2 separate regions of the Homo sapiens genome follow, and region 2 is linked to region 1. A link is a loop called in an ENCODE intact Hi-C map of the cell type or tissue named here. Cell type or tissue: ascending aorta. All regions are shown on one strand. Each heading gives the region's core, and the rest is flanking DNA. Links, peaks and the distances in the headings are about the cores only.

What was found. Peaks named below come from ENCODE experiments on the same cell type or tissue, not always from the same donor. Only the 100,000 strongest peaks of a DNase experiment are listed, where the experiment ranks them.
Region 2: it touches region 1 in a loop (4-fold over the local background); 2 of 110 quality-filtered maps call a loop at or near these places.

What each region holds. Positions count from the first base shown.
Region 1 is chr11:44,008,761-44,025,053 of GRCh38, reverse strand. It overlaps a transcript of ACCSL not described here. Among named protein-coding and RNA genes, the nearest start is that of ACCSL, 31 kb to the left of the region's middle. RefSeq lists an enhancer at 10,280-10,779. In ascending aorta, for the core only: no CTCF peak of the experiment used is centred there; DNase peaks (open chromatin) are centred at 7,073, 7,733, 8,713, 10,163 and 1 weaker place; H3K27ac peaks cover 7,597 bases.
Region 2 is chr11:43,915,245-43,931,537 of GRCh38, reverse strand. ALKBH3-AS1 (ALKBH3 antisense RNA 1) reads left to right here and starts at 10,594. Exons shown (of 6, transcript NR_038907.1): 1 at 10,594-10,664; 2 at 11,074-11,152; 3 at 11,876-11,952; 4 at 14,617-14,869. It overlaps LOC124902663 (a long non-coding RNA gene), which reads left to right. Exons shown (of 3, transcript XR_007062657.1): 2 at 182-3,090; 3 at 3,180-4,487. It overlaps ALKBH3 (alkB homolog 3, alpha-ketoglutarate dependent dioxygenase), which reads right to left. Exons shown (of 10, transcript NM_139178.4): 9 at 12,402-12,500; 10 at 11,264-11,620. The coding sequence ends at 11,528. It also overlaps a transcript of ACCSL not described here. RefSeq lists enhancers at 2,952-3,453, 10,113-11,312. In ascending aorta, for the core only: a CTCF peak has its summit at 6,743 (motif pointing right); DNase peaks (open chromatin) are centred at 7,607, 7,957, 8,357, 10,617 and 3 weaker places; H3K4me3 peaks cover 2,112 bases; H3K27ac peaks cover 7,291 bases.

The DNA.
Region 1 (16,293 bases), core at 4,648-12,647:
AGTAAAAGAATAGAATATTTACTATGCAAATGTGCCTAAAAGAGAGCTGGAATTGCTATATGCAAATGTAAGACAAAATAGACTTTAAGACAAAATCATCATTGGAAACAAAGAAGGGCATTTTTAAATAATAAAATGATAAATATATCATAAAAACATAACAATTCTATGCATCTATGCACCCAACAAACAGCCCCAAAATACATGAAGCAAAAAATAACAGAAATGAAGGGAGAAATAGACAATTCAATAATAACAGAAACTTTAATACCTCACTTTCAATAATGAATATAACAACCAGGCAGATCACCAGCAATGGAATAGAACATTTAGACAACATATAAACCAACTAGATCTAATGAACATCTATAGAACTCTCTATCCAACAACAGCAGAATACACATTCTTCTCAAGTGCACATGGAACATTCTCCAGGATAGACCATATGCCAGCCCATAAAACAAGTCTCAATAAATTTAAAAGTATTTTTTTCTGACCACAATTGAATGAAATTGGAAATCAATGTATTAGTTAGGGTTGTCCAGAGAAACAGAAGCAATAGGATGTATACACACACACACACACACACACACACACACACACACACACACAGAGAGAGAGAGAGAGAAAGAGAGAGAGAGATATACATGGGAGAAGATTTATTATGAGGAGCTGGCTTATGCAATTATGGAGGCTGAGAAGTCCCATAATCTGCCATCTGCAAGCTGGAGACCCAGGAAAGCTGGAGGTATAGTTCCAGATTGAGTCCAAAGGCCTGGAAAACAAGGGAGCCAGTGATGTATATCCCAGTCCAAGAGCAGGAGAAACTGATGTGCCAGCTCAAGTAAACAAGCAGGAAGCAAAAAAGTGAATCCCTCCTTCCTCTGCTTTTTGTTCTATTCAGACCATCAGTAGACTGATGATGCCCACCTACACTAGGGAGCACAATCTACTTTATTGAGTCCACTGATTCAAATGCTAATCTCATCCAGAGACACCCTCACGGACACACTGAGAAATAATGTATAATCTGTATACCCATTGCCCCAGTCAAATTGACACACAGAGTTAACCATCACAATAACAACAGAAAATTCAGGAAATCCACACATATGTGGAAATTAAACAACACACTCTTCAATAACCACTGGATTAAATAATAAATTACAGGGGAAAGTAGAAATGATCTGAGATTAATAAAAGTGAAAACACAACATACCAAACTTATGAGAGACCACTAAATTAGTACTTAGAGGAAAATTTATAACTATAAACATTTATATTTTTAAAAAAGAAAGCTCTCAAATAAATAACCTAACTTTCCACCTTCAGAAATTAGAAAATTAAAACCAAACTTCATCCACAGCAAGCCAGAGGAAGGAAATAATAAAAACTGCAGCAGAAATAGAGAATAGAAAAAAAAAAACAGATAAAATCAACAAAACTAAAAGTTGGTTCTTTGAAAAGATAATGAATTGACAAACCTTTAGCTAGACTGACCAAGAAAAAAGAAAGAAAAAATTCGAGTTACAAAAATCAGAAATGAAAGAGGAGGACATGAGTACCAATCATACAGAAATAAAAAGGATCATAAGCGAATACCAGAAACCACATACGCCAAAAGATTAGATAACTTAAATGGAAAAATTTCTAGAAAGACACAAACTACTCAAATTAAATCAAGAAGAAATAGAAGATCTAGGTCGGGTGTGGTGGCTCATGCCTATAATCGCAACACTTTAGGAGGCTGAGGCAGGTGGATTGCTTGAGCCCGGGAGTTCAAGACAAGCCTAGGCAACATGGCAAAACTCTGCCTCTACTAAAAGTATAAAAAAGTAGCTGAGCATGGTGGTGTGCACCTGTAGTCCCAGCTACTTGGGAGGCTGAGGTGGGAGGATCACCTGAGCCCAGAAAGTCTGCAGTGAGCTGCAGTGAGCCATGATGGTGCCACTGCACTCCAGCCTGGCCAACGAGAGTGAGACTCTTTCTCGAAAAAAAAAAAAAAAAAAAAAGAAGAAGAAGAAATAGAAAATCTGAATGGACCTATAATAAATAAAGAGATTGAATTAGTAACCAGAAAACTTCCCATAAAGAAAAGCATAGGCCCAAAATTCTTCACTGGTGAATTCTACTAAACATTTAAAGAAGAATCAACACAAACTCTTCCAAAAACAGAAAAGGAGGGAACACTTTTCAACTCATTTCATAAGGCTTGAATTACCCTGATATCATAGCCAGACAAAGCGATCACAAGAAAACTACAGACCAATACCTCGTATGAATATAGACACAAAAATCCTCAACAAAATACTTGCAAACTTAATGAAGCAACAAATAAAAATAGGATAAAACACCACAACCAAGTGGGATTTATTCCAGGAGCGCAAGATTGTGTTAACATCCAAAAATCAATCAATGTAAGCCAGAGCAATCAGACAAGAAAAGGAAATAAAGTGCACTCAAATGAGTAAAGAGGAAATCAAACTGCCTCTATTCACCAATGATATGATCGTATGCCTAGAAAACCCTAAAGACTCATCCAAAAAGATCATAGATCTGATAAATGAATTCCGTAAAGTTTCAAGATACAAAATCAATGTACACAAATCGGTAGCACTGCTATATACCAACAGCAATCAAGCAGAGAATCAAATCAAGAACTCAACCTGTTTTACATAGCTGCAAAAAAATAAAATACATATGAATATATGTAACCAAGGAGGTAAAAGACCACCACAAGGAAAACTACAAAACACTGCTGAAAGAAATCATAGATGACACAAACAAATGGAAACACATTCCATGATCACAGATGGGTAGAATCAATATTGTGAAAATGACCATACTGCCAAAAGCAGTCTACAAATTCAATGCAATTCCCATCAAAATACCACCATCATTCTTCACAGAACTAGAAAAAACAACCCTAAACTTCATATGAAACCAAAAAAGAGCCCTCATAGCTACAGCAAAACTAAGCAAAAAAAAAAATCTGAAGGCATCACATTACCTGACTTCAAACTATACTATAAAGCTATAGTCACCAACACAGCATGGTACTGGTATAAAAATAGGCACATAAACCAATGGAACAGAAGAGAGAACCCAGAAATAAAGCCAAATACTTACAGCAAATTATCTTCAACAAAGCAAACAAAAACATAAGGTGAGGAAGGGACACCCTATTCAACAAATGGTCCTGGGATCATCAGCAAGCCACATGTAGACAAATGAAACTGGATCCTCATCTGTCACCTTATAAAAAAATCAACTCAAGGTGGATCAAAGACTTAAATCTAAGACCTGAAACCATAAAAATTCTAGAAGGTAGCATTGGAAAAACTCTTCTAGACACTGACTTAGGCAAAGAGTTCATGACCAAGAACCCAAAAGTAAATGCAACAAAAACAAAGATAAATAGATGAGACTTAATTAAACTAAAAAGCTTCTACACAGCAAAAGAAATAATCAGCAGAGTAAACAGAAATCCACAGAGGGGGAGAAAATTTTTGCAAACTATACATCCAACAAGGAACTAATATACAGAAGCTACAAGGAACTCAAACAAATCAGCAAGAAAAAGAACAAATAATCCCATCAAAAAGTGGACAAAGGACATGAATAGACAATTCTCAAAAGAAGATATACAAATGGCCAACAAACATGAAAAATGCTCAACATCACTAATTATCATGGAAATACAAATCAAAACCACAATGCAATACCGCCTAACTCCTGCAAGAATGGCCATAAATAAAAAATCAAAACATAATAGATGTTGGCATGGATGTGGTGAAAAGGGAACACTATTACACTGCTGGTGGGAATGTAAGCTAGTACAACCACTATGGGAAACAGTATGGAGATTCCTTAAAGAACTAAAACTAGAGCTACCATTTGATCCATCAATCCCACTACTGGAGGAAAAGAAGTCATTATATGAAAAAGACACTTGCACACACATGTTTATAGCAGCACAATTCACAATCGTAAAATACGGAACCAGCCTAAATGCCCATCAACCAACAACTAGATAAAGAAAATGTGATACATATACACACACCATGGAATACTACTCAGCCATAAAAAGGAATGAAATAATGGCATTTGCAGCAACCCAGATGTAGTTGGAAACCATCATTCTAAGTGAAGTAACTTAGGAATGAGAAACCAAACATTATATGTTCTCATTTGTAAGTGGGAGCTAAGCTATGAGGACATGAAGGCATAAGAATGATACAATGGACTTTGGGGAGTCAGGGGAAATGGTGGGAGGGGGGTGAGGAATAAAAGACTATGCATGGGTAAAGTGTACACTGCTAGGGTGATGGGTGCACCAAAATCTCAGAAATCACCACTAAAGAACTTATCCATGTAACTAGATACCACCTGTTCCCCCAAAAACTATTGAAATTAAAAAAGAAAAAAAATCAATATAATGTACCATATTAATAGGATAAAGGACAAAAACCATGTGATTATCTTCATAGGCACGGGAAAAACATTTGACAGAATCCAACACTCTTTCATGATAAAAACACACAAAGACACTAGGAATAGATTTCCTCAATCTAATAAAGGACATCTATGAAAAATCCACATTTATCATTCTTAATGGTGAAAGACTTAAAATTCTCCTTGTAATATCAAGAACAATAGAAGGATGTCTGCTCTCACCATTTCTATTCAACATTGTACTGGATAGTCTAGTCAAGACAAGTAAGAAAAAGAAATAAAAGGCATCCAGGCTGTGGAAAAAAAAGGAGTAAAACTATCTCTATTTGTAGATGATATGATCTTATATATAGAAAAGCCTAAGGAAGCTACAAATACACAAACTATACGAGCTAATAAACATGCAACAAGTTGCAGGATACAAGATCAAAATGTACTACAAAGCAACAGTAATCAAGACCATATGGTACTAGAATAAGGGTAGAAATACAGATCAGTGGAATAAAATTGAAAGTCCAGCTGTAAACCTTTACATTTATGGTCAATTGATTTTCAACAAGGGTGCCAAGATAATTCAGTGGGGGCAAAAATAGTTTTTTCCAACAAATAATGCTGAGACAAGTGGATATCCACATGCAAAAGGATGGAATTAGACCCCTACCTTATACCATGTGCAAAAATTAACTCCAGATGGATCAGAGGTCTAAATGTAAGAGTTAAACCAATAAAGCTCTTAGAGAAAAACATAGAAGTAGATTTTCGTGAGCTTGGATTAGGTAATGGTTTCTTAGATATGGCACTGAAAGTACAATTTACAAAAGAAAAATATATTTAAATTGAACTTCATCAACACTAGAAACTTCTGTGCTTCAAGGGACACTATCAAGAAAGTAAAAAGATAACTTTCAAAAGGGAGAAAAGATTTGCAAATCATATATCTGATAAAGGTCTAGTATTTAGAACATATAAAGAAATCTTACAGTTCAGTAATAACAAGACAAATAACCTAATTTTTAAATGGGCAAATGATTGGAATAGAGATTTTTCCAAATAATATATACAAATGTGCCAACAAGCCCATGAAAAATGTTCTCAAAAACCACAATTAGATACTACTTTATACTCACTAGGATGGCTAGAATAAAAATGACAGACAGTAACAAGTGTTGGCAAGGATGTGGAAAAATCAGAACCTTCATACGCTGCTGGTTGGATTGTAAAATGATGCAGCCACTTTGGAAAACAGGCAGTTCTTCTAAAAAGTTAAACACAGAGTTACTATATGACCCAACAATTCCACTGCTAGGTATATACGCAACAGAATTTGAAACATATGTGCAGGCAAACACTTGTACACATATGTTCATAACAATATTATTCATAATAGCCCCAACGTGGAAACAACTTAGTCCATCGACTGATGGATGATTAAACAAAGTGTGATATATCCATACAATGGAAAATGAGTACTGATTCATGCACCAACATGGATGAACCTTGAAAACATACATTAAGTGAGAAAAACCAGCCACAAAAGACCACACATTGTATTACTTCATTCATATGATATGCCTAGAAGAGTCAAATTCATACAGACAGAAAATGAATTAGTGGTTGCCAAGGGCTGGAAACAGAGAGGGGAATGGAGAATTAATGGGTATCAAATTTCTTTTTGGAGTGATGAGAATGTTTTGGAATTAGATAATTGCACAATTTTGTGAATATACCTTAAAATGCTGAATTGTATATTTTAAGGGGTGAATTTTTAATTTTCGTTTTATTTCCTTTTATTTTTAAGAAATGGGGTCTTAGTATGCTGTCCAGGCTGGTCTCAAACTCCTAGCCTCAAGTGATTCTCCTACCTTGGCCTCCCAATGTGCTGAGATTACAGGCATGAAAAAGGTGAATTTTATATGTGAATTATATCTCAGTAAAGCTACTTTATTTTAAAAATGAGTAATTATTACTATTATCATCCTGGACCCAAGTCTAGAAACCCATCTAGAATGGACCCTGAAAGGTCAAGGGTGCTGTTGCCCTCCACCAGGCACAAGGCCAAGGTCTCTCAATCTCTGGCTGCCCAGGTGAAGGGAAGAGGAAGTTGAGCCTGGGCTGTGTCCAAGTCTGCAGGAGAAACTTCTGCCCTGACTGAGCACCAACTATATTGCCTGTAGACTCATGGGTCAGGAGGGTAAGCCTGAGTGGGGCTGGGGCGAGTTGGGGCTCCTGCTATCAGTTCTGTGTCTGCACAGCTGGTGAGAGCAGGCAGAGGTCGAGACCGGCTGGCATAGACCTCCCTGCTGTGAGTTCACATCTCAGTCTGGCTGAGTCGTCTGCCTGGAGTTGTGATGCTCCCTGGGAAGCTCACCCTCTCTCAGATATCTGCATCTTTGGTCTCCTTAAGTACTGCCCAGGTGGCCAAGGGGTCTATCCACTGTGAAGTTCCTTCCCCCACTGGGGCTGGGGGACAGACAGACGCCCAAATACAGGGAGTGGCTCAAGGTCCCTGATGGGTGAGGAAAAGAACTCCAGTCCCCTGGATCCCTGGCTCCTGTGTACTTCACAAAGCATTTTTCCTAAAACAGTTCTCCCAGGAGACGCTGCTGGTTTCCTGGGAGCCATCCAAATTTATGATTTATGGAAAAATCATTACTGCTTGGCAATGGCTCATCTCCAGCCCAATGACAAGCTGCTTACTTCCACCCCTCTCTTCCCAGTGCCCAGTAGCTTCCAGGAACCACTCCACCCAGCCTTTCTCTCTCTCTCTCTCTCCCAGGGTCAGTCATCATAACATGGATCAATGATCAAGCCCAGGGTTACACAATTACTTTACATGTATGATCCACCTGAATGTCCTCCAAAACCCTGTACAGCAGGAGCTCTTATGATGCCCACTTTCAAGGAGTAAACCGAGGCATAGAGAGGTTATGTCAGTTGCCCAGGATCCCAGAAAGCACTGGAGGAAACATCTGAACCTGATGTCTGGCTGCACTCTTCTCATGAACACTTGAGCCATTCAGGAAATGAACAGAGCTGATTGCCCCCAAGCCTGGGAGAACACTAACCCCCATAGGCCAGGTGGACAAATGGGCCACCCAGGGGCTACTCTTGCCTGTTCCTGCAGACCTGGCAGACATCATTCCTCTATGCCAGCACTTTTTTCAGGGCTTTTGCATAAGGCCTTGCAGGTTGTACACAGGGAGTATAGTCACAGAGATCACAATGTGAATGCCCCTGGTGCCCCTGGAGTTGTGCAGTGCACAACCTACACAGCTGTATGTGTGAGCCCTGACTTTTCACCAGGCCTTGCATGGGACATCCTGCTCCCTTCTTCTAACCTAGTGAACTCTGCTCATCTTGCAAGGCCTGGCTCAAATTCTACCTCCTCCTGGAAGCCATCCTGGAACAGCCCAGGCCACCTTGCTGTCCCTTCCTCTGGACCCCCATAGACAAGTCCTTTCCATTGGGTATTGGGTGGCTGCTTCCATATGTGTGCCTGTGTGTATCTGAATGTCCTTGATGAGCTCTAGGAGGGCAGAGGCTGGTTTCAAAGTGACTTGTTTCTCCCACCTCACCTGACAGGGCTCTATAAATACTTGCTCATTGGCAGATCTTCAGATTATGAAACATGAGGCAAAAACTCCAGAAATGAATCAGAGATTCTCAGTGCTGGAGGGGTCTCTATAAGAGATCTATTTTATAAGTAGAGAAACTAAGGCTCTGAGAGGGAAGTTGTTTACCCAAAATCCCAAGGTCAGTGGGACCTCTGACACCATGTCCAGTGGTCTTTCTGTTAACTACCGCAGGCCTGGGTACTCGGCTGCTTCTCCCAAAGAAATGCCATAGCAGCTTTGCCTATGGAGTCCACATACTTGTCTGCTGGATTTCTTGGCAAGTCCCCTATCATGAAGTCCTGTATTTGGGGTATTGGAAAGGGCTTTCAAGGCTTGGTCCAACCACCCTTCAATTCCTGAGGACCACCCACCCTTTTCCCAGAGCTGGACCCCCAACCTGAACAGATACTATCTTTTTCTGGTTCTATTAAACCACCTATTTTTGAGTGATCAAGATACAGGGGCCTTGTTTCCCCAAAAAAACCTCAGGTCAGAGCAGCTCAGGGAGGATTTAGGACCCTTTCCAATCCTGTTGTAGTCTAGCTGAGCATCTCCAGAATATCTGCTCGCCCATTCCCCCTCCCCCAGCTCAGCTAGGACAGAAGCAGATGCTTCCCAAGGGACCTCCGTTGCTGGAATCCAACCACCTCCCAGGCCTGCCCACTGTGACTAAGCCGGCCAGCAATACTGCAGCAGCCACCACCCGGCAACCTGGGGTTTTTCCACTCCAGAAATGCTGCAGGATCTGTGTCCCTGACTGGCCCACCAGAGTAGCAGTTGGCTAAAATTGAGCCACCGGTACCAAAGTCTCATGTTCCTGGGGGCTCCAGGCCTGGCTTTATCAAGGCACAAAAAAGAAAGCCCCTATCAATGCTTGGAGGTCTTCATTGGTTGGAAGAAGTGTTTAGGGATGCTAGGGCCACATAGGAGAAAAAAATAGCAGGCTAGAGTAAGGGTCCCTTTTTCAACCCAAAGAAGAATATTTTTATTGGAGGAAGAATTGGAGCTTCTGCAATATGATCATAAATGACTAAAGGAAACAAAGAAATTAATATAATTTATTACTACATGCCAGGCATTTTCATTTCTTATGTTTCGCTTACTCCTCACAACTAAATTAGAAATTAGTGTGATTGCCCCATTTTACAGATATGAAAACTGAGGCTCAGAAAGCTTAAATACTGGTCCAAGGTCAGAGGACTAGGATTTGAATGCAGATCTATCTGATGACGCAGCCCAGGCTCTTTCTAGTACACCATCCTGCTGGGAATTAGCTCCAATGTTTAAGACAAACCTAGCCGCATTCTTATTGGAGAAGTATTTTTGCATGAGCTGGGTTGAGGATGGGCTTTAGGGTAGAAGCGAAACACCACTAGTCTGGCTCTTAGGAGGCTTTGGTGTGGGTTCTGCTCCCCACTCAAGGAGTAAAGTTGCTTCTTGTCTTGGGCCGGCGTCTTGTCTGCCTCTTTAGTGAAGCAGGAAGGACTCAGAGGTCTATATGATGCCTACACGATGCTAAGCTCCTATTTCTTCTCTCTGGTAGACGGCCCTGTCTCCCACTGGAGGAGAGTGGGTGGGAGGCAATGCAATGTCAGAGGCAAGAGCAGAGGCTTTGCAGCCAGGCCAATCTGAGTGTAAGTCCTGTAAGGATTTGAGCAACGTGCTTAACCCTCCCAGCCTCAGTTTCCCATCCTTAAAATGGGGCTAATCTTATTAGTAGATTTATTGTCTGGTGTATTGCAACCTTATAGTGTATTTGGGTGGAAAGCAGTGATATAATGCATGAATCATGCCTGCCAAAGGACTTGGTATGTAGTCAGCATTCAACACGTGTGCTCAGAAAAAAAGCCATTAGCTGGCCACTGAGTGTTTATGGAGCACCTACTCCATCACCAACTTGGTGAGATTATTTGCCCAGAGCAGTTTGTGCATGCCTGTGATTATGGCAGCTGATTGACAGTGCCATTGGCTCCTGGGTGCCCCTGCATGTGTATCATCACATCCCCGGGAGGAGGGGAGGGGGAAGGCAGTCAGGCCGCCACTGGCCCTGGGTTGAGGATGCTGAGGCCCACGAGATGTCTGTGATTCTTGGGATTGGAGCAGGAGCCCAGGCTCGGAGAGCGCTTTAGAGGCCCAGGCCCATACCTTTTTCTCTCACCAGGTGTCTCTCCACGGTGCCTCTGCTGTACTGCAGGACTCAATCTGGTGGGTCCTTCTCCCCTCCTACTCCTAGGGTCACTCAAATGTAGAGTCCAGACTTTCAGAGTAAGGCCCTGCCAGGGGCTGCCCTAGGGTCACCATCCTCCAAGATGGACCCTACGATCCCCTCTCCTGGTAGTGATACCCTTGTGCAGGCCCCTCCCACACTGTGCCAGGTTGGTCAGTGTGACCAATAGAATATGGTGGAAGTGGTGGTATGTCCCTTCTGAGATTAGGTGATAAAAGACAGTGGCACCTCTCTCTCTCTCTCTCTCTCTCTCTCTCTCTCTCTCTCTCTCTCTGGCTATCTCTCTCTGCCAGCTCATTGCTCTCGGGGAAGCCAGCTGCGATGTCATGATGACCCTCAGGCAGCCTATGGCCCACATGGCAGGGACTGAGGTCTCTGGCTGACAGCCGATGAGGCATCGCCGCCTGCCAAGGGCCACAGAGTGAGCCTGGAAGCCCAGTCCAGTTTTCAGATGACAGCAGCCCCTGCCCGCAGCTGGACCTCAAGGGGCCTCCTGTGAAGCCCTGAGCCAGGATCAGCAGCTCAGCCACTCTTGAAACCCTGGCCTTCAGAAACTGTGAGGCAGTAAGTGAAGTAAGCATTTGTGGTCTTAAGATGTAAGATGCGGTGTGGGGATATATGTTTCACAGCGGTATATAACTGGCACCTGCCCCCAACCCCACTGCTGGCAGCACTCCTGGGGGCCAAACAAAAAGAACCCTTATCTGCTGTTTCCCCTTCAGGAAGGCGCTGTGCTGCTTTGGGCCTCAGTTTCCTCAGCATCACGATTGGTGGCAATGAGGCCTTCTTCTCAAGTTTGAGATGAAGACCAACAGAAATGAGTTCAGAGCCCAGGTGGTTTCTGGGGCAGGAGGGCGCCTCTGCAGGCTGTGAAAACCCATCTGTCTGTTACCAACCCCGAAGCCTCTGTCCGCACAGCCCCAAATGCTACTTTTTACTTTTTACATTCAAGTCTTGCTGCAATCAAGGGTGACCAAGCAGTCCTGTTTTTTTGTTTTTGTTTTTGAATTAAACTAGGTTTGCAGGGTGGTGGTGAGTTGTAGAATCACTATATGCTCACAAAATAAAATGAAACAGCTCAAAAACCTATGAAATACGTAATATATTTTCATACCCTTCACTCCAAATTCTGTCTTACAGAGAAAACCATTATTAAGACGTGCTTGGCCAGGCGTGGTGGCTCGCGCCTGTAATCCCAGCACTTTGGGAGGCCGAGGCGGGTGGATCACCTGAGGTCAGGGGTTCGAGACCAGCCTGGCCAACATGGCAAGCGCCCCCCTCCACCCCCCATCTCTACTAAAAGTACAAAAATTAGCCAGGCATGGTGGTGGGCACCTGTAATCCAGGCTACTTGGGAGTCTGAGGCAGGAGAATCGCTTGAATCCAGGAGGCAGAGGTTGCAGCGAGCCGAGATTGCGCCACTGCACTCCAGCTCCAGCCTGGTGACAGGGCAAGATCTTGTCTCCAAAAAAAAGGAAAAAGAATTGCTTATGTTCTTTTACATACATAAGTTTCCTATGCATAGATAAGCAGATCCATTTATGCCTATTTTTAGCCCAAAAGTATGATAATATACACGCTGTTTTGCACTTTGCTTTTTCAGTGTATCTTGGACTTCTTTCTTTATATGCATATATAGACCTACCTCATTCTCTTTCCTTCAGTCATGTAACCATTATTTCTTGAGCACCTGCCATGTGCTAGACCCTGTTCATATATCACAGATTTAATGAGTATTTACCATGCTCCCGGCACTGGGCTAGCCCAGGGTTTCTCACCCTTGGCACTATTGATATTTAGGACCAGATTATTCTTTGTTGTTGAGAGGAGGTTAACCCAGTAAAGGACACCAAGAAGGAACGTTGTTGAGTTAGGAAGAAAATCAAGGGACTGTAATATGGAAAGAGCCACCTTACAGCTTTCATAACATTTCACCACATGGAGGGACCACAATGTATTAGGCCGTTTCCTTATTGTTGGACTTTAATTGTTCTGACTTTTTTGCTAGCATAAAAAACACTGCAATGAACATCTTTATATGTCTATCTCTGCACACAACTTCAAGTATATCCATGAGATAGATTCTTGGAAGATAATTTGGCACTATGAAGGGTATATGTCTTTAAATGTTTGACAGATATTGCTAAATTGCCCTGAAAAAAGTTAATCAAGGCTGGGTACAGTGGCTCACACCTATAATCCCAGCACGTTGGGTGGCAGAGGCAGGTGGATCACCTGAGGTCAGGAGTTCAAGACCAGCCTGGCCAACATGGTGAAACCCCGTTTCTACGAAAAATACAAAAATTTGCTGGACATGGTGGCGGGCACCTGTAATCCCAGCTACTCAGGAGGCTGAGGCAGGAGAATTGCTTGAACACGGGAGGCGGAGGTTGCAGTGAGCTGAGATCGTGCCATTGCATTCCCGCCTGGGCAAAAAGAGCGAAACTCTATCTCAAAAAAAAAAAAAAGTTAATCAAATTGATATTCCCAAGAAGAGTATATAAGAGAGCCTGTTTCTCCATACCTAGCCAGCATCAGGTCTTTCTGGAAGACTGAGCACAAAGTGGGCATAAATGGGAACCTCTATTGAGAGCCAAACACTAGCCCCACTGACCACAGCAGACCACTTCCTGGGCCATCACCTCCTTGAAGGAGTCCAGAGGATCATCCAGGAGAAGACTTTGGCAGGACGGACAGAAAAAAGGCTAGAAGGGAGGTTCTTCTCTTTCCTCCCACATCCCTCCTAGCATCAGCACATGAGTAATGATTCCCTCACATATGTACTCATTACACAAATACTTAGCAGTATTGGAGCAAGTATTCATTGCACAAATACTTCAAATAAGGCTCTAGGTTGGATGTATTTGTATTTTGATAGGTAATTGAACAGAATCCTCTCTTCCTCTTTTTCCTCTCACCAGGGAATGTTCTTTTAACTTCTCAACCATACACACACACACACGCCCCCACACATACTCAAACACACACCCAGGGTTTATCAGGGTCTCCACCACCCATATGTGAGCTCTGAACAGACCAGTATGTTCTTTCAGATGGACAGTCTTGAAACACTTCAGCATTTTTTTGGTTGGGGAGGAGAAAAACTGACTGCATATGTGCAAAAATTACTGATCTCTTTTTGAGGTTTATAACACCTTTATTCATTTATTCATTCACTGAACAAATATTTATTGAGCACCTCTCACAGATCAGGATAGGGAGACCGAGTAAGTGTCAGAATAGGTCTAACTTATGTGGACGTGTTTACAAAGCATTGGCCAAAATATGTTTCAAACTCCTTCTTCCATGCTTTGTGCTAAGTGCAGGGGACAGAATGATCAGCAAAAACAGACGCAGTCCCTCCACTTAAGGACATTATAATGAAATGGGGAAGGCAACCATTACTTAAACAAGCTCACTAATAAATCCATAGCTAGGACCACGATGAGTGCTGGGGAGAAGTACTGGAGCCAGCCATGGGGGTTTCTGGCCTCACTGGCTGGGGGTTGGGAGGTGGAGGTCAGGGAGGATGTACCTGTTGAGCAGATGTCCAGGTGGGAAATGAAGGTAGCATGGACTGAACAGGTAGCAGGGGAGATGGGAGACATACACAGATCTGAGACACCCTTAGGAACTAAACTCCCAGTGGGGCGAGGAGAGACAGATGTACGCTCTTGGGTTTCTGGCTCATGGTGAAATCTTTTCCAAAGGCTGGAAATATTGGAAGCGCCCCAGGTTACAGGCTCTAAATGCAATGCAATATTTTAACTTATTTGGACTTTTATGTCCCAGCTTTTCCATCATGCAATTTGCCTAACTTGAGTCACCCTCACTGACTAAGTATAGGGGTAACTTACAAGATGTTTACAAATTCTTGCTAAAATAGAGTGCAAATTCCTCAATCCTAGCTCTCACATCAGCAAGACCCGACTCAGTTATACACACTTGTTGCTCCTGCTTCCATTTCTCAATTTTCTTTGCCATTTTCCAGACCAGACAACTTCTCAGGAGGCCCAGGAAAGGGTTTTGAGTTTGGAGAACGAAGTAAATCAGTTGCTTCTAGCTATCAGCACCAGACCATGTACAATTCCATTTCAGAGTTTTGACTACCTGGGATTGGAGACTTCAGGGCACTGCCAGTGGGAAAATGTGAACATAGCAAAACCACTTAGCAGAAAGAGCTCAAGAGAGAGGGGAGATTTTTTTCTTCCATGTTATCCACTTGGGCATGAGAGGGGTCAATTCAAGTTTTGCCAGTCATATAAGTCCCCTCTGAAAAACCTGCATTAACTTGGACCATATGCCCACTTTATTTCAGGGATATTTGTCCCTCTATCTCCAGCACCTAGAGTAATGCCTGTACATAGTAAGTGTTCAGTAAATATTTGTTGCCTATATGAAGGAGACGATTTTTTTTTGAGACAGAGTTTCGCTCTTGTCACCAGGCTGGAGTGCAATGGTGCGATCTCGGCTCACTGCAACCTCCGCCTCCCAGATTCAAGCAATTCTCCTGCCTCAGCCTCCCGAGTAGCTGGGATTACAGGCATGTGCCACCATGCCTGGCTAATTTTGTATTTTTAGTAGAGACGGGGTTTCTCCATGTTGGTCAGGCTGGTCTCAAACTCCTGACCTCAGGTGATCCCCCCACCTTGGCCTCCCAAAATGCTGGGATTACAGGCATGAGCCATTGCACACAGCTGAGAGGTGACGTTTTTATCTCTCATTTAGATGTCAGTCCTCTTAGCCTAGTTCTTCCAACACCAAGCAGTTGTTTTGAGCAGGCATCTCTGGTCTCACATTTACCATCATTAATAAGAGAGAAGACTTTATCCCCAGGAGAAGCAGAGTAAGAAGAGGACTGGGGCTTGGGATGGCAACTTGTCCATTCAGAGTAACAAGGAAGCCTTTTCTATGGGCAGCCAGAGTCCTTTGATTCCAAGATGCACAATTGGTTCTCATTCTATTTGATATTATTTTATTTATTTACTTACTTGAGACAGGGTCCTGCCCTGTCACCCAGGCTAGAGTGCAGTGGTGCGATCACGGCTCACTGCAGCTTCAACCTCCTGGGCTCAAGCGATCCTCCTGACTCAGCCTCCCAAGTAGCTGGGACCACAGGTGCACACCACCATGCCCAGCAAATTTTTTATTTTTAGTAGAGACAGGGTCTCACTATGTCGCCGAGGCTGGTCTCAAACTCCTGGGTTCAAGCCATCCTCCTATCTTGGCCTCTCAAAGTGTTGGGATTATGGGCGTGAGCCACTGCGCCCGGCCCTGAGCACTTTTTATATGCAGCTTTTTCTTCTCCCCAGTTTTGTTTCAGACTCTGTGCTCTCTGGCATTTCTCTTCCAACTCTGCTAATCCTTCTACAAATCCTAGGCTAGGCCCAAGGAACTGACCTGGCAACAGTAGAACCCTCCTGTGTGGGTAGAGAAGGGGAGAAACTGAGTCACAACAAATCCTTTTTAGCAGCTGGGAGAAGCAAAGGCCTGGGAACCCTGATACCGCAATCGCTCCTATCCTGTTCAATAATGGTAGCTTCCATTTATGGAGCACTAGGCATTGTATTAAATTTTGTTTGTTTGTTTTGAGACAGGGTCTCCCGCTGTCACCCAGGCTGGAATGCAGTGCCATGATCACAGCTCACTGCACCCTCGACCTCCCAGACTCAAGTGATTCTCCCACCTCAGCGTCCCGGGTAGCTGGGACCACATTTACATGCCACCATGCCTGGCTAATTTTTTGTATTTTCAGTAGAGACAGGGTCTCGCCATGTTGCCCAGGCTGGTCTCAAACTCCTGGCCTCAGATGATCTGCACACCTTGGCCTCCCAAAGTGCTGGGATCACAGGCTCTGACATTTACCAGTGATATGACCTTGGACCTCAGTTTTCTTATCTGTAAACAGGGTTTAATACAAACACCTACTTCTGAGAGTTGTCAGGAGATGACATTACCTGATGCAGGTGATGTGCTCAGGCAGTGCCTGGCCCTTGG
Region 2 (16,293 bases), core at 3,154-11,153, 92 kb after region 1:
GGTCAATCTGCTGCCAAAGCTCTTTTCACCCATCAGCACCTCCCACAGTGGTGACCCCTGGACCTGCCCAGGGAGGGGTTCAGTGGGCAGAGGGAGAGGGTGAAGAGGGAGCTAGCTGGGCCTGGGAAGGGTCTAGAATTCTAACTGGCAGCCAGACTCTAAATCCCAACCATTTTTCCAGGGAATAGACTGATGCAGTAGAGTCTTGCGGTGGGGCATGGAGGGGAGTGTGGATGACACCCAAACCTACTCTGTGATGATGGCAGAAGGCATGAAGGCCCCTCCCCACTCATGACGCCCCAGCAGGCGGCTTCGAAGGCCTCACGCTGCTCAGACAGGGGCGTGGGGGGTACACCTCCAGCAGCTGGGCTCATGACCATGCCTTCAGTGCAGAGTCTGAGATTGGAAATCACTGTTAGAAGAGTACAAAGAAGAAAACCACAAAGACTTGGCTGATGGGGTCGTAAGGCCACAGGAAATGGAACAGAACTACAGCCTGCCAGAGCAGGAAGGAACCTTCTAGATGAGCTGGGTCAGTGTTTTCAGACCACGGAGTGTGGCTCATCAACGGGCTGTACAATCAGTTTGGGGGCCATGGTCAGCATTTTTAAACAATATACAATGGAACACAAAACATCAGAGTAAACATATGCCATACAGTACATACAGTATTGTTTCATGAAGCTTTAGTTTTAGTGTGTGTGCGTGTGTGCATGTGTGTGTGTGTGTGAAAACTTTTTTTCTTTTTTACCATGGGTTGTGGTCAAAGGAGCTAAAAACAATTTTTAAGTTGGTTTGTATTAGTCCATTTTGCATAGCTATAAAGGACTACCTGAGACTGAGTAATGTGTACAGAAAAGAGGTTCTGTATACAATTCCGCAGGCTGTACAAGCACAGCACTAGCATCTGCTTGGCTCTGGTGAAGCCTCAGGAAGCTTTTATTCATGGTAGAAAGTGAAGCAGGATCAGGCATATATCACACAGTGACAGAGGGAGCAAGAGCGATACCTGGCTGTTTTAATTAACCAGTTCTAGCGTGAAATAACAGAGCAAGAACTCACTCATTACCATGGGGAGGGCACCAAGCCATTCATGAGGGATCCACCCCCATGATCCAAACACCTCCCACCAGGCCCGGTCCAACACTGGGAGTCACATTTCAACATGAGATCTGGAGGGGACAAATATTCAAACCATATCATGGCTCAACCCCTACATTTTACAGATGGGAAAACTGAGACCAAGGGCAGGAAGAGGCTTTTCCCAGGAGCCAGAGGCAGGACAAAGATCCAGAGTGTTCTATGCCAGGACACAGGCCAGGTTTCTTACTGTCTTTCTGGACACTAACCACCTTGCCAGGCCTTACCCCAGGCTAGAGGGGAAGAATCCAGGGCTTCACAGGGGCTGGGGGCCAGGTGGGAATCCGGCCCTGCCTCTGACTGCTGGGACAGACACTCTCGGGAGTGCCTTCCTCTCAGGGCTGCTCCTTCTCTGTTGCTTTCTCTGCGTTTCCTCTTCCCACCAACAGTCAGAATGGCTCAGATTGAGGTCCCTCTCTGCCCTCCCTTCCACCCTCCTCCTCAGTCTCTCTTGGTCAGGCTGGGTCCTCCCTTTCCCCAAGTCCTTGCTCTCAACACGTCTACACAGACGTTGCTCCATGGCTGTAAGACCTGCCCAAAGCCCACACAAGAGGCCAGGTACGGTGGTTCACACCTGTAATCCCAGCACTCTGGGAGGCCTGAGGAGGGAGGATCACTTGAGGCCAGGAGTTTGAAACCAGCCTGAGCCATGTAGCAAGACCTCATCTCTACAAAAAATTTAAAAATTAGCGGTCGGGCATGGTGGCTCATGCCTGTAATCCTAGCATTTTGGGAAGCCAAGGTGGGTGGATCACCTGAGGTCAGGAGTTCTAGACCAGCCTGGCCAACATGGCGAAACCCCATCTCTACTAAAAATACAAAAATGAGCCGGGCGTGGTGGCAGGTGCCTGTAATCCCAGCTACTCAAGACGCTGAGGGAGGAGAATTGCTTGAACCCAGGGGCAGAGTTTACAGTGGGCCAAGATCGTGCCACTTCACTCCAGTCTGGGCAAAAGAGTGAAACTCCATCTCAAAATAAAGTAAAATAAATAAATAAATAAATGTTAAAAATTAGCTGCGCATGATGGCATGTGCCTATAGTCCCAGCTACTTAGGAGGCTGAGGTAGGAGGATCATTTGAGCTTAGGAGATTAAGGCTGCAGTGAGCCATGACTGTGCCAATGACTCCAGCCTGGGTAACAAAGGAAGACCCTGTCTCAAAACAAAAGCAAAAAACAACAACAAAAATCAAGGCCACACAAGCTCTTTCCTTCGCATTCACACACTATTTCATAAGAATAGCTGCCGGTACTGAGACGGATACATTTTGTCTCTCTCAATTGAACAACTCTGTTTTATAGAAGATGGGGAAACTCAGGCTAAGAATTTGCCAAAGGCCATGTAGCAGTCAGTGGAGGAGCTGGAACTAGAACCAGGTCTACTGGACTAAAATTGCCACCACAGCACCATCCTGCCTGGCTGGTTGCTGGCAGTCTTTCCTCTGAAGCATCTTGGATTGGGCTGGGATGAGCAACAGCCAGCATGGGGGCAGTGGCTGCCTCTCCTACCTTGTGTTGCAATGAGGAGAGGAACGCTCCATTCCCAAGAGGGAAGAATATCGGAAAGGCAGCTTCCATCCTTTTCCCAGCCTCCCTAACTCTCTTTCCCGAGAGCGGAGGAATGACTTATAAGCAGCTTGGGAGAAGGAGCTGAGCTGGGGGCATAGGGAATCTGGCCCTTTCCTGGCCACTCTGAGCTGCTTGTCTACAGAGAGTGCCCGCTGCCCAGCTCCTGCGTCCTCCATGGGGAAGGGCCAGCATCCACCTTTGAGAAGCACACCTGGAGGCCCACCTCCTCCGCTCCCCACTCGCAGGCTCACCAAGGGAGGCAGCGATCCTCCTGGCGGCTGGCAGAGACCGGGCCTGCAGCACAGACTGTTTCCTCGGATGGGGTACCCTGAGGCCTTGATAGGGTGAAGGCATATCAAGAAGTCTGACTGTGGTCATGGAGGTAAGCCAAGGTCTCCCGGCCTTATCAGTAATAACCTTGATATGCTGACCTCGTAGCTGAGTCCTGTGTCTGTTTTTCTGTTGTTTCAGCACTCATGGGAAGAAGGGGTGTTACCAGCACTAGAAAATCCGACATCTTTTCTTTTCACCATTCCTAGAGGTGTCCCCCAGGCCACATGTGCAGCCTCAAACTTGGACTCCTGCAGTCTCTCTCCCAGGTCTTCTCACCTCTGCCCAAGCCAGCTCCTACGCCTGATGTGGGCCCATCTTCCTCCCCCACCGTCTCCCCTCCAGCTCAACATAAGCTACCAAGGGGTCCCTCCCTGCTCATCAGCCTTTCAGCTGTCACTTAACAGGGTGCTCCTGCCCATTCTCCAAGTGCCTCCTCCAACAGGCAGACTTCCCTGGCCACCACCTCATATTCTGCCAGCTCTAAGACTCATCATCAGGACCCCTTGTTCCACTTTCACCTTATTATTGATGTTTTCCAAGTGTGTGTCTTGTTTTCTCAACAAATTACACACAGTATAATACCACCACCCATACTGGCTGAGATGTCCTGAGTTCTTGCTTACTCTGTGCCAGGCACAGGACAGCTTCTTCTCTGAGGAGGGAAATGGTATAAAAGACTAAGCATAGGGCCCAGCACACAGTCAGTGCTCAAGCAGGGCAGGAGTTTCTCAGATCTGCTCAAACACCACTGGCAGGTGGATAAATTGGTGTACTCTTTCTGGAAAGCCATTTCCATTATGTATTCAAAGCCTTAAAATATGCATAGCCTTCCGGATCTGGGCCAGCGACCCCACTTTTAGGAATTTATTCTAAGAAACAATCAGAGATGTACTCAAAGGTTTAGCTACAGGACTGCACCCAGCCACACCAGTGGAAGAGCTGTGCCTCCGTTTAACTGTAAAATGGAGATAAAAATAGTGCCTAGTCTATGGGCTGCTGTGAGGATTCATAAATCAGGCACTGATTATATGTAAAGCAATGAATGCAGTGCCTAGTACATATTGCAGCTTTTCAAAAGTGTTACCTGCTCTTTTTATTATTTGAATTGAAGTCTGAATGAAGTCAAAGCCCGAATGGGCTCCCTACCTCCCTCCCTCCATTCTCGTGATTTCCAAAACCAACAAAAGGGTTACTAATATCAAAAACAGCATCAACACCAACCACCATCTAAATCCAACACAAAGGAACTGGTTAAATAACAATACAACTGTATATAACACTATGCAGCCACTCAAGATGATGTCATAGAACAAGAATTAATGGCAGGCACCAATGTACCTAAGTAGAAAAAGGCCCCAAAACTATTAGTTCAGTAAGATGGTAATTTTTTCTTTTAAAAAGCACATAAATGTGTAGAAAAAATATATATACTGCAAATTGTGAAAAGCTGGCCGGGCTCAGTGGCTCACGCCTGTAGTCCCAGCACTCTGGGAGGCCGATGGGGGGCGGATCGCTTGAGCCCAGGAGTTCCAGACCAGGCTGGGCTACATGGCAAGACCGTCTACAACAAATTCTGAAATTAGCCAGGTGTGGTGGGGTGCACCTGTAGTCCCAGCTACTCAGGAGGCTGAGGTTGGAGGATCACCTGAGCCCGGGGAGGTCAAGGCTGCAGTGAGCCATGATTGCACCACTGCCCTCCAACCTGGGCAAAAGAGTGAGACCCTGTCTTACACAAACACACACACACCAATGTAAAGAGTTGCCATGTCTAGCTTGTGAAGTTACAAACGCTTTCTCTTTTTATCTTTCTTTTTAATTTCTTGCAAAGAACACAAACCTCTTTTGTAGTAAGGAGAAAAAACTAATTTTGCCAAGGAAAATAGAAGCCACATGGGTTTACTTCTATCTGTAATGGAAGGCACTGTGTCTTCCTTTCACGTATCCCTCACCGCATCTGACCCACAATCTCTGGATATAAAAGCCCTGGTCTTGAACAGAATTCCAGCCTGGTAATCTTGTTTACTCTTGCAGGCCAAGGCGTTCTGTACAGAGTTTGAAAGTGGCCTGCAAGAACGAGAAAACAATACAGTCCTGTGGGGGTGCATCTGAGCCTGGTCGGCGACCCTTGCCAGGCTAGGAAACGTCAAGAACTGACCCCAAGGGGACAAGGCACTGGAATCCTGGAATCTGTCCAGGGATAGTGCATTAGGAAACCAATTACCTGGGGAGCATGTGGTGGGGCCGCCGAGAGTGAGCAGAGCATCAACGCAAGGCCACTTTGGCATCTGGGAGCTCTCTTCAGTTTGGCCTAAAGAACTTCCAGAGGGGGACTTAAGTGCAGCTGGATCTTAATATGATCAGCTCCACTCGCACACAATTTTCATTTTGGCCATTCTCCAGAAAGCCTCTGCCCAACCCCACTCCCCAACCCTTGCTGACTGCAACAGACACGAGGGCACCAGGGGAGCCTGCCAAGGGGAAAGGCAGGGTCACAGGGCCATCCGTCAGCCACAGAAGGACCGCCCACCCAGCATAAGGATTAAGGTTGGGGTTAGCAGGGCATGTGAAATGGTGCACTTAAAAAATCATATTACTAAGTGGGTTACTGTCAGGCACTATATGCATGGTCTCAAGCCTCACAGGACCGCCAAGAGGGGGCTGCTTCTGAGTCCATTTCACGGTGGAGGAAACAGGCTTGGAGGCTGACTGGTCTGAGGTGACTCAGCTAGAAAGGGCAGAGCTGGGATTCAACCCTGGGTCCACCTGACTGAAGCCTAGGCTCCTTCCACCTCTCCCCACAGGGCTCAGACAGTCATTCCGGCAGATGTGGAGGCTAGGGTAGGGGTGGGGTGTCAGAGCTGCTCCCCAGTTCTACCCTTGCAGGCAGTACTGTGACCGTAAGAGGGAGCATGTACCCCCTTGCAAAAGCGAACGGGGCCAGTCTTGTCTGAAATTGTCCAGCTAATTCCCCTCATCGGTTGGTGCAGAGCTCAGCTGGCACTAGATTCAGGAGGACGACGCTACCTCAAGCTGCAGCAGGGATCCTTGCCACATATCCAGCCACCTGGCTGGTGCAGCGTGGAGACGATCAATACCACTCCTTGGAGGGCTGTCCCAGTAGGCACCGTGACCTTCTGGGGCTGCTTGTTTCCCATGTTCCCTCTTGTCACCAGGCCTCTCAGAGTGGCAGAAAGAACACTGGCCTAAGCATTTGATAGGGACTACTCTCAAGTAGTCCCCTACCGACACCCCACAGGGCTTTAGGGAGTCAAAGGGCAGTATGTGCACGGGAGTTCACCAGCTCTCCTCTCTGCACCCCTCCTCCCAGCAGAGAAGCCTGGAGGAGGGCACAGCTGGGCAGGCTAGGGGAGCAAGAAGCCACACATTCATGCCTCCCCTCTTGATTTTTACCTTCAGGCCAGCTGTCCTCCTTTCCCTCTCACTCCAGGTGAATGGAGGCTGAAAGTCTGAGAGAAAGAGAGAGAAAGCTGGGAAGAAACTGGTGGCTAGTCCCTTGACATGTTTTCAGAGGAAACATTCCAGGAAACAACCCGAAGGAGACACTTCTGTGGGGCTCCCCTCCTCTCTCTGACTTTCCTAAGTTCTGCCCATTTGAACGGCCCCATGGAATCCTTCCTCCAGCTATTCCACATTCTCCAGGCCTGCAGGAGCCCTGATTGCAGAATCCGCCTTTGGTGGGTTCACCCCTAGGGGGCCCCGTGGCCATCCTCCAAGTGCGGACTGGTGGCGAGGCTGGTGTCCTGACCGAACCCCCAGGCAGGTGGCTCAGACTCAGGCAGCGATGACCCAGCTGGCCTCCCAGGGTGCGAGGGGCCTGGGTGCCTTCCTGCGAGGTGGCCCTTCTGGCTCCGCCTCTTGTGCCGCAGGAACGGGTTTGGCCACACATAGCCTGGAGGCTGCGGGGCTAGCACTGGGTTCCCGGCCTCCGGCCTCCGGCCTCCAGGTCCCTGTCCCACTCGCCTGCCCCCGTCCTTCCTGCGGGGAGCAGCACCTCACAACACGGTCACAAGGCCCTCAGGCGCCCACCGCCTCCTCCCACTACCTGGCCAGTGGTGAGCTCCCGCTGGGGCTCCCAGAAAAAGGCACAGGAGGCTCTGGCTGCAGCGCTCCTACCACCCAGGCTGCCGGCCCCAGGGCCAGGGCTGGGGGACGGGAGGTCCCACAGGCCACAGCAGCAGGCACGGCTGGGCTAGCCCTCCAGGGCTGTCTCTCCCAGACCACTGCGGACACCAGATCCCAGATCTGATAAATCCTCTGGGTACTTCAGTTTCCTCAGGTGTTTAGAAAAAACAAAAACAGCCATAGGATTTCTTTTAGGAATAAATCAGATTATGGATGCTGTGGTCCCAAGGGAGTAGTTACTCTGTAAGCTCCCTCCCCACTTTCCCCTTTCCTTCCCTTTCAGATACCAGAATTTGCATCCAGAGCTAAAAGTCAGTGGGCTCAGCCAGAGCAGTGAAGGCGTGTCCACATTCCTGGAGGCCACATGAGAATAGGGACTGTCCTTGTGCTGAGAGAGCGTGACATCACTGCTCCTATGAGGGGGAGTGATGGCACAGAAATCATCCTAACAGCGTCGTACACACAGGCCTCTGCCAGCTCCAAGCAGGCTCATTTGAGAAAACAGCCTTCTTGGTAGTGCTGGCTACGAAGCTACAGCCTAATTTATCCTGTTTTCCTCCACTGTGCTCTGACACTGCCTCCTCTTCCCGCTCCAGCTTAAACACTAACAGACAGCTCAGCCCAACATGGGGCTCTATTCACAGGCTGGGGAAGGCTTTTATAAATGGAGGCACATCAGCTTTAGACCAGCTGGAAAAGGCACCATTAGTCACTGTAGTAAATAAACACTGAAGTCATTTCCCTATTGACACCCAGATGCAGGAATCACATCTAAGAATGGATTCAAGCAGCACCAGTCTGACAAGGGTCTCACATGCGTGTTCCTTCCAAACAGAAAATGGGGTTGGGAAAGAGGGCAGTTGTAGACCAGGTCCCTCTGAGGAGAGCGTGTGGGTGGAATCATGTATAAGTAAAGTTTTAAATAAACAGAATGCATCACTATGGAAACATTCAGCTTTACCAAAGCCACCATTAAAAAAAATAATCAAGACTTAAGATTCAACACTACAAGTGTTTATGACCAGAAAAGGCAAAGTGGGTCTTAGATATTCTGCAGCCAAGTAATAGCTGCCAGAACTCAAAGAAGAAATATTCCCAGCAGGGCAGGAACCCGTCGTTTGTCAAGACTTTCTCTGAAACCCTCCAACTGGAGCATTCAGCGCACTGCAGGGCCTACTTAACTCTTTCAGCATTGCAATGACACAATTCAGGAGACGGCTCTATAGTGACTGTGTCCAGACAGACCTGCCACGCACTAGGGCAGGATCACATCAGCCACAGAGGCAGAGAGTGGGTGCCACAAGGAAAGGGCAGGTTTATTAGCTGTGACTCAAACTTATCAGGAATTGTCAATGCCACCCGAGCTAGTGGGTTAATGATGGATCAATGTGGATCCTGATTTCAACACTGGGGATGCAATCTGGTGCTAAGTGTGTGTTCCAACCCATGTTTGAAGCAAGTTGCCTGTTATAAAGAAGACATTTTTAGTGTGGAGCCTGATGTTTCTTTGGGCTGCTGACTGGAGTAATGGTGTTGGTAAGTATTGTGAAAAAGCCTGCTATGAGTTTGGGTGTCATTCAGGGTCCCCAAGTGTATTCACAGGTAAGAATGAGGTGAGAAAGGACCACCGGGGAAAACTTATCTGTCTCTAAAAGTTTCATATCTCTGAAGGTGGATATGGTCAGGAAACACTTGCCAGAAAATCAAGGAAAGTTGGCTGAGAATTTGTCTAACTCACCAGAAGTTGGATTCTGTCCCCTCAAAAGGAGCTTCCCCAATGAAATGGGCAACTGCTAGTCCAGTCACCAGCAGTTTCTGGCTAGAGGATGCTGATGCTGATTAAGGAAAGATGAGATGCAGATGCCTGCCCTGATGAACAGGAAAGTCAGGGAACAAACAGGTGGCCTGTGGTCAGCTGTGACCAGCTCCACAGGAGCCAGCCCTGAGGCTCAGGCTCCCGGGAGTGCTCAGCAGACCATTTCGCCTACATTCAGCATGGCAAAGGGAAACCAAACAGGCCGAGAAACTAGCCTGCAGTCTGCAATCTGGTTCTGCCACTACAAGCCCTGTTAACTTACCTAACGTCTTGGAGATCAGTTTCCTAGCCTCTACAATGGGAATAGGACCTCTCTCTTGCAGCGCTGTGGGAAGGATAAGGGATTATGTATAAAAGCTCCTAGGACAGTGCCTGCTGAAGCTCAGAAGAAGGGCAGCAAAAACAAAACCGAAACCTGTTTTTCTTCATGCTACCGCTGTTATATTTGCTTCCTCAGCTTTACACGCGATGTAAGCAAAAACAGCTTCACCTCTAATTCCTAGTTCAGATCTAGCACCAGCAAAACAAAGCAACAGGCTGCTGCAGTCACTGAGGCACACTGCCCTTTGCCATGGTCTGGAATTCCTGTCCATGCCTACACCCTGTAGTTTTACTCTATGGCAAGTACCTACTTGCCATTTCAGAAGGGACATTATCTTAATGGTAAAGAAAAGGGCAGTTCTGGCATGTGGTATCTGGAGTGACAGCAAGAAAAACAAAACTGAAGATTTGCTGCTCTCAGACCAAGAAACCCAGGTGGTGGCCCACTCCATCTGCTGTAGAGTAGAAATGTTTCCCTGGAAGACATGGGTGTGACAAGTGAAGAGATCAAATGCACAGCTGCCACACGGGGAGATCATGACCCTCCATTAAGAAAGAGGGACGCTGGAAGACTTGGAACCATCTGCCAGTTCTTTCATTAGTAAGGAATGGAAGATAAATTTCCTAGTGTCATGCATCAAACTGATCACCAAAGCTGGCTGTATCACCTGGCCAGGTATTATTTGCATTAATAGGAGAACAGCTAAGCATTGAAAAGAGGCTTTATTTTATTCCTATGGTGATTTGAACCTCCCTCACAGGAAAGCTTGGTGTGGTGCTCAAATTTTAGAAAGTATTTCATATTTCTTAGAGAAACAAGCCGTGCTCATTTTTTGTTTGTTTGTTTTTTGTTTTTTAAAAGGGCAGGGGGACTACAATGCCAGGAGCCAGAGAGCTTGTCAGAGAACAGCCTGGCCAGGCATGGTGCTCCATCTGAGTGCCGAGTCAGAGCATGCCCAGCCTTTGGCATTTTCCTATGATCATGGACAGCATCAATCTTACAGCCTGGAATGGAAACAGGATAAAAAGCAAGAAGGCACTGTACCTTTCCCCCACTGGCAGACAGAGAAACTCTAACTCTCCCGCCCTATTTTCATCCATTTAAATTCATTTCCTTTCTCTCAGGTTTTCTGTATCTTGGTTTGGAATGAATCTGGTACACGGCTCCTGAGTCAAGAGGTCAAGAAGACACGTGGTTTTATGATGCAACAATGGGCAGCCACTCTGTTTTGTTTTGGGAACCTCAGTGACATCACAGACTAACCCTTGTACCTTGGGACCTTGTATGTAAGAAAACATTGAGTCAGAAGAGAGCGTTAGTCATAGGGCTACTGAAACACAAGGTGACGAGAACTATTAGGCAATTGAGTGCATTCCCTGCAGGGCTGCTCCCACTTCTATCTGACTTGGGTCTAGATGACTCAAGTGATTCCCGAGGGGAAAATAATCTATGTGGAACAGCTGTCATGAGCAGGCCTTCTGCTGCTCTTCAGCCTCAATTTCAGCCTGCTACTTCCCGTGACATCATTCAGTGATTCCTCCCTTTAAGGGGACAGTTTTCTCTTGTATTACAGGTGACTACTTGAAGGTGGCTAGACGAGAGCATACTGCCACCACTCTTTATTTGGAGGCCTGTAACCTGTCTTGAGTGTGTTGCAGGAAGACTCAGTTACAGTGTTCCCTGAATATGTAGCTTTCCATTACAATAGTATGCAAGCCAAGATGAAACCACCTCTGTTTGGGTTTCAGCAGCTGTCTGCCTACGGAAGGCTCCAGAGTCCCTGACGCATATTTATATCTCCACTTCACTGAAGTCACAAGGAACAAACACGTGAGATTTTCTTTTCCCCAGAGGCACAAGTCCATTGATATTTCTTCAAATGAAGGCGGGGCGTGTGGGGGGCGGGGGAGGGCAGGAGGAAAACTGCTTAGAACAAAATCATCCATGAGCACTGCCACATAGATTTTAATTTGCCTAAAGATGATAGCGATTTTGAGCTGTGGTTAGGGATAACTGTTCCCACAGTAGACCTATTACCAACATGAGTTGCTGGCTTTCATTTAATAGGACTCCAAGCTGGCAAACAAACCCCACCATCTTCCCAACAGCCACATCATGAGATCTAGCAGCACCAGCCTCTTGAAGTGGCTTCTCAGTGGAAGGTTTGCTCCGTTTCAGTGAAGCTTCTCTCTCAAAGCTCTGACGTCACCAGGGTGCCCCTCGAGGGTCTGGATAGACTGTCCGAAAGGTCAGGTTCACTCTCGGTTCTCTAGAGTGGTATTCTTTGGGCACTCGATGCTAAATGGAAATACACATAACTCTGACATAAATACACACATACACACTTTTAGTTCAAAGCGACTTAAAACTTATTCATGAGAATGCAGAAATATTTCCATCTCATCCCCCTTAAATGAGTAGTAAGCTCTTTGAAGTCTTGTGGAGAAAGGTCCCTTCTTTGAAACAAATTTCCATCCCCAGCCCCACTGTGCTATGCCAGCACCTCTGAAGTGAGATATTTTCATCTTTTCTAATTGTTGCTGTTCCTCTCAGACACCTGCCATTTCCCAAATCTCATAAAACATATAAATGGATGAGACCAAAGAGAGGCATGAGATTCCATTCTTATGGTAAGTGTTTTGACATTAACATGTGCACCTTAGAAATGATCTGGCCTAAAAATGGCATGGCCTAGCTGCAGAGCTGTGTATTCCAATAAGATAGTCACTAGCTACCCTGAAGCTATTTAAATTTAAGTTAATTAAAATTAAATTAAAAACTCAGTTCTTTATAGCATGCAAGCCACATTTTAAGAAGTCAGTCATATGTGGCTAGTGACTACTACAATAGGCAGCACAGATACTGAACACTTTCATCATCACAGAAAGTTCTACCGGACACACTAGTGTCCACCTGGATTGTCAGTAGTAGCAAAACTCCTTGGAAAGAATGTCAGCTCATTCCCTCTTGCTCGTTGTAAAAGCAGCTTGCTTTTCACCATGTCTACTTAGAAATAGTCCTCAGAGTCAGGAAACTGCCTCCACATGAAAGCAGATTCATATTACTTGCAGATCCTCACCTGCCAGTCAGCTTGTGTCGCTCCTTCCATGATTAACAAGGTCCCATGATCCAAGGGTATCTTCACTCTTTCCACATATGTGTAGTCTCCATTCTCTTCCTAGAAAACAGCATTTGTTGTAATAAATGTTTTGCCTGTGTAATCAAGATGCAACAGAACCTGACAGAGGTCAAAAAAAAATGGAAACCTCTGCTCAGCCAGACTGTGGGAATCCATATATAGCTCTGTCATTTGGCAGCTGCTTGACTGTTGGCAAGTTACCTCATCTCTCTGTACCCTGACTTACTCATTTGTAAAATGGGGAGGATGACAGTGACTGCCACCTAGGGCTATGGTGAGCCTCCATTGATAGAATATGTGTAAATCCCTTGAAGATTGGCATGCAGTAAGTGCTAGCTATTAGTGTCATCATCATAATCCAAAATGCAGAAAAGCCCATTCTGGCCTAAGAAGGAAATAAAAGTCACCTGTACAAGAATTCTTTACATCTGACTGATGTTGTGCTCTACATTTTGACATACTCAGTGTGGGAAAAATGTCCTTTTAACCAAGATTTGATGCGATGACTTCCTTCACCTTTTCACAATGTATGCTAATTTACTAATTGGCACCTATAGTCTCAATTCTTCTCATGGCTACTATGGAGTTTTGGAGACATATTCCTGCCTCTTTCCAGAACAGACAACAGCAAGATTTTCTCAAAGGGAGCTCTGGCTTGACCAAAACAGTGCTGTCAAACTGAGATTGGCTGTTTACATCTTTGAGGATGGATCACGACTCCTGTACACTTAGGATACAAATGCTTTGTATTTACACAGAGAGCTCAAAAGCAATTTATGTCCAATATTCTCAGGAGTCTTCAGAGCATAAGCTGCAAAGCAATTAACTGGTAGTGTGGCTCCTCCACAGCTGAAAACCAGGAGCATTAAACAACTTCTGTGCTCACAGCAACAAAGAGCATGTCAAGTGCTGAGACTGGGACAGATCTGAGCTTCCTGATTTCTTCACCTCCATTCTGGGCAGAACTGATGGGTCTATTCATTCATCTGCTTCACTTCCGGTAGAAAGGGTTACATTTGGGTTACTGCAGGATTGATTTCAGTGCAAACTGTGTTTATGTTTATTACTGTATGGGTGCTTCTGAGAACTTAACTGTTTACAAAGATTTTCCCTAGGAAAATCAAAATCAAAACAATCATGAACTTGCATAAACAGTCTAAGTTCCAGGCCCCAACTTTTGGCAGTAACTTTGTCAAGCATAGTCATAATTTTTATAGACAGAAGATAGAAGCAATGTTTAAAATAACTTTGGTTTCAGTGATTGATTTTAATTGTGTCTGCCACCTTTTCTCTTCCAGTAATAAGTGGGCACCAAAACATTTACCTTTGACCCCTCAGACAACCAGAGGGCAGTGGGAAGGTGACCCTGCCCTCACTGCAGCCCAGCTCCATCTCAGAAAAGCAAAACGCTGCTCTGATTTAAAAAAAAAATCCAGACAGAGGAGACACATGGTCCTACTGGGGAAAAGATATCCGGAGGGAGTGCACTGACCATGAGATTAGACAGTCCAAGGCTCCTTAATTTAGGCTGTATAGTCAGCTATCAGATCAAGGTTCAACACAGCTAGAAGCAGAAGAATTTCTGCTACCCTCTACATAATCAGAGAGTGCAACATGGGCTTAATCTACAAATCAAGTACAGACACTAAGGAGAATAAAATAAAGTAGAAAGGAAAGACACTTAACCACAACATGAAGGCAATTCTGAGATGAAGATCTCCTAGAACATTAAAAACACTGTTGGGGAGAAGGAGGTGCTAGATCAGTGGAAGAGAATAGGTAAACACTATAGTTCCACCTGGAAACATGAAGCAGGAATCCACCTCACAAGTGAAAGAGAATTCCGAAATGTATCAGCACTGATGGAAAGTGATGTTCAATGATCACATTTCACATACTGTTCCTAAGATCTGAACTTTTCAAATGAGAGAAAGTCTCAGGTTGGTTTTGAACACATTACATTCAACATAACCATTAGCCATACCAAAAAGCAGACAAGGGTGAGCCTTCGTTTGGGAGGGAGCCACTCGAATCAGTCCACAAAGGAGACACCCTTACACAGTGTACCCTCTGTGAGAAGTGATATCATTCTTTGCTGCTTGTTATTTATTCCTTCTAAGATCTTTGACTTAGAAGATGCATTCCTAATTTGCAGAAGGAGACAGACAGGAAAGAGGGCAAGGGATCCTACTAATGCAACACAGAGCTCACAAATGCATCCTTCCCTCGAGGCCAGAGTGGCAACAGACCATAGAGCCACCCTTCAACTGAAGCAAGATGCCCTTCAACTGAAGCAAGATGCATGGAGACTGTTTCCACTTAGGAGTCAGATAAAAGGCCAGAGGAACCCACATGGCTGTGCATAAAGGCTCCAGTTGATAAATGGATAAGCAACAGTGGAAACACAGGTCAGACTGTTTAGAAGAGTGCCTTCCTAGTCATTAAGCGTGGTTAAGTTACCCAAACACATCTCTGTAGCCCTTTTGATTTACTCAGGGTTTTCTTCAAAACAAAACAAAACACACCCCCCAAAACCAGGGCTAAGGATAAAATTTTCCATCACTCATCCTGGTTAAAAGCAGCTTTTAGGGTCACACTCAAGCTACAGGGTGGGTTTTGTTATTGATGTTCTTGGTTTTCCAAATACTTGAAACCCTACGAGTACATGGAAAAAGCGAAAAACATGTATTTTTATATTAATGCTGATCAACATTCTCATTCCTCCAACCGCAGCCAGTTCATTTGAAGGCTTAATTATGCTTTTCTAAAGCTTCTCACAACTCTTACCTCCACCTCACCAACATATCCTATTCAGTTTCCTTTAAGAAAATGCTATTTGGGGTGAAAAAATCTGGATGTATTTACTGTTATGTCATTATTAACCATCCAACAGATGGGAAACCTAAACATTTTTCTTTCCATTGGAAAGGTAATTCATACTGTATGAGATTTGGAGTTTTCTTAAAATCATCCCTTTCTTGTCCTAAAAGAATGTCTTAGAAATTACAAACAATCATCAATGCTTTAAAATCATCATACAGGTTTTCCTTCTAGAATATAAAAAGTAACATAAGTTTACTAAAGTAAATGATGCACTTGTAATTATTTATTCAACCTCTGCTCTTATAAACTCCATGAGGGAAAGTTTATGTGGTCTTCCTGTTAAGAAACATTCTCAGTGCCTATCACACATATGAATAAATATGTACTGAATGACTGAGGAAGAGTACACAGAAAATGTAGAAAATCGCCTGTAATCCTATCATCCAGAGTTTATACAACATACACACAGAGTCTTCCAGATATACAATCGTGTGTACTCCATTTTTAATATTTTATTGAGCATTTTTCTATATCTTTAAATATACATTTCAAAAATATGGTTATAGAATATTCCTTTGTATGAACATATCCTTCCTTTAAACTCACAAATACCTTTTGACCACCTGTATATATCAGGCATTATGCTAGTACTAAGGATGGAGCAGTAAGGAGCACATGGTTGGAGATTGATTTTCATACACCAGTATTTTTTTTTAAAAAGAGGGAAAATAAATAAAAAGCTGCTGCAAGCAGATTTTTGGGCAAAACATTTCTGCATATATTTCTAGGATATATTCTTAAAAAATGGAATTACTGGAGCCAAGTGTATGAACTTTAAGGCACTTGATTTATATTACCAAACTGCTTTCTTGAGAAGGCTGCAGCAATCTATAATCTCACCAGGAAAACATGACAGTACCTATCTTCTGGCTGAACATTATCAACTGACAGTAACGAAAAACAATTAGGGGAGAAATGACAACTCATTCAAACTTAGAGATCTTGGATT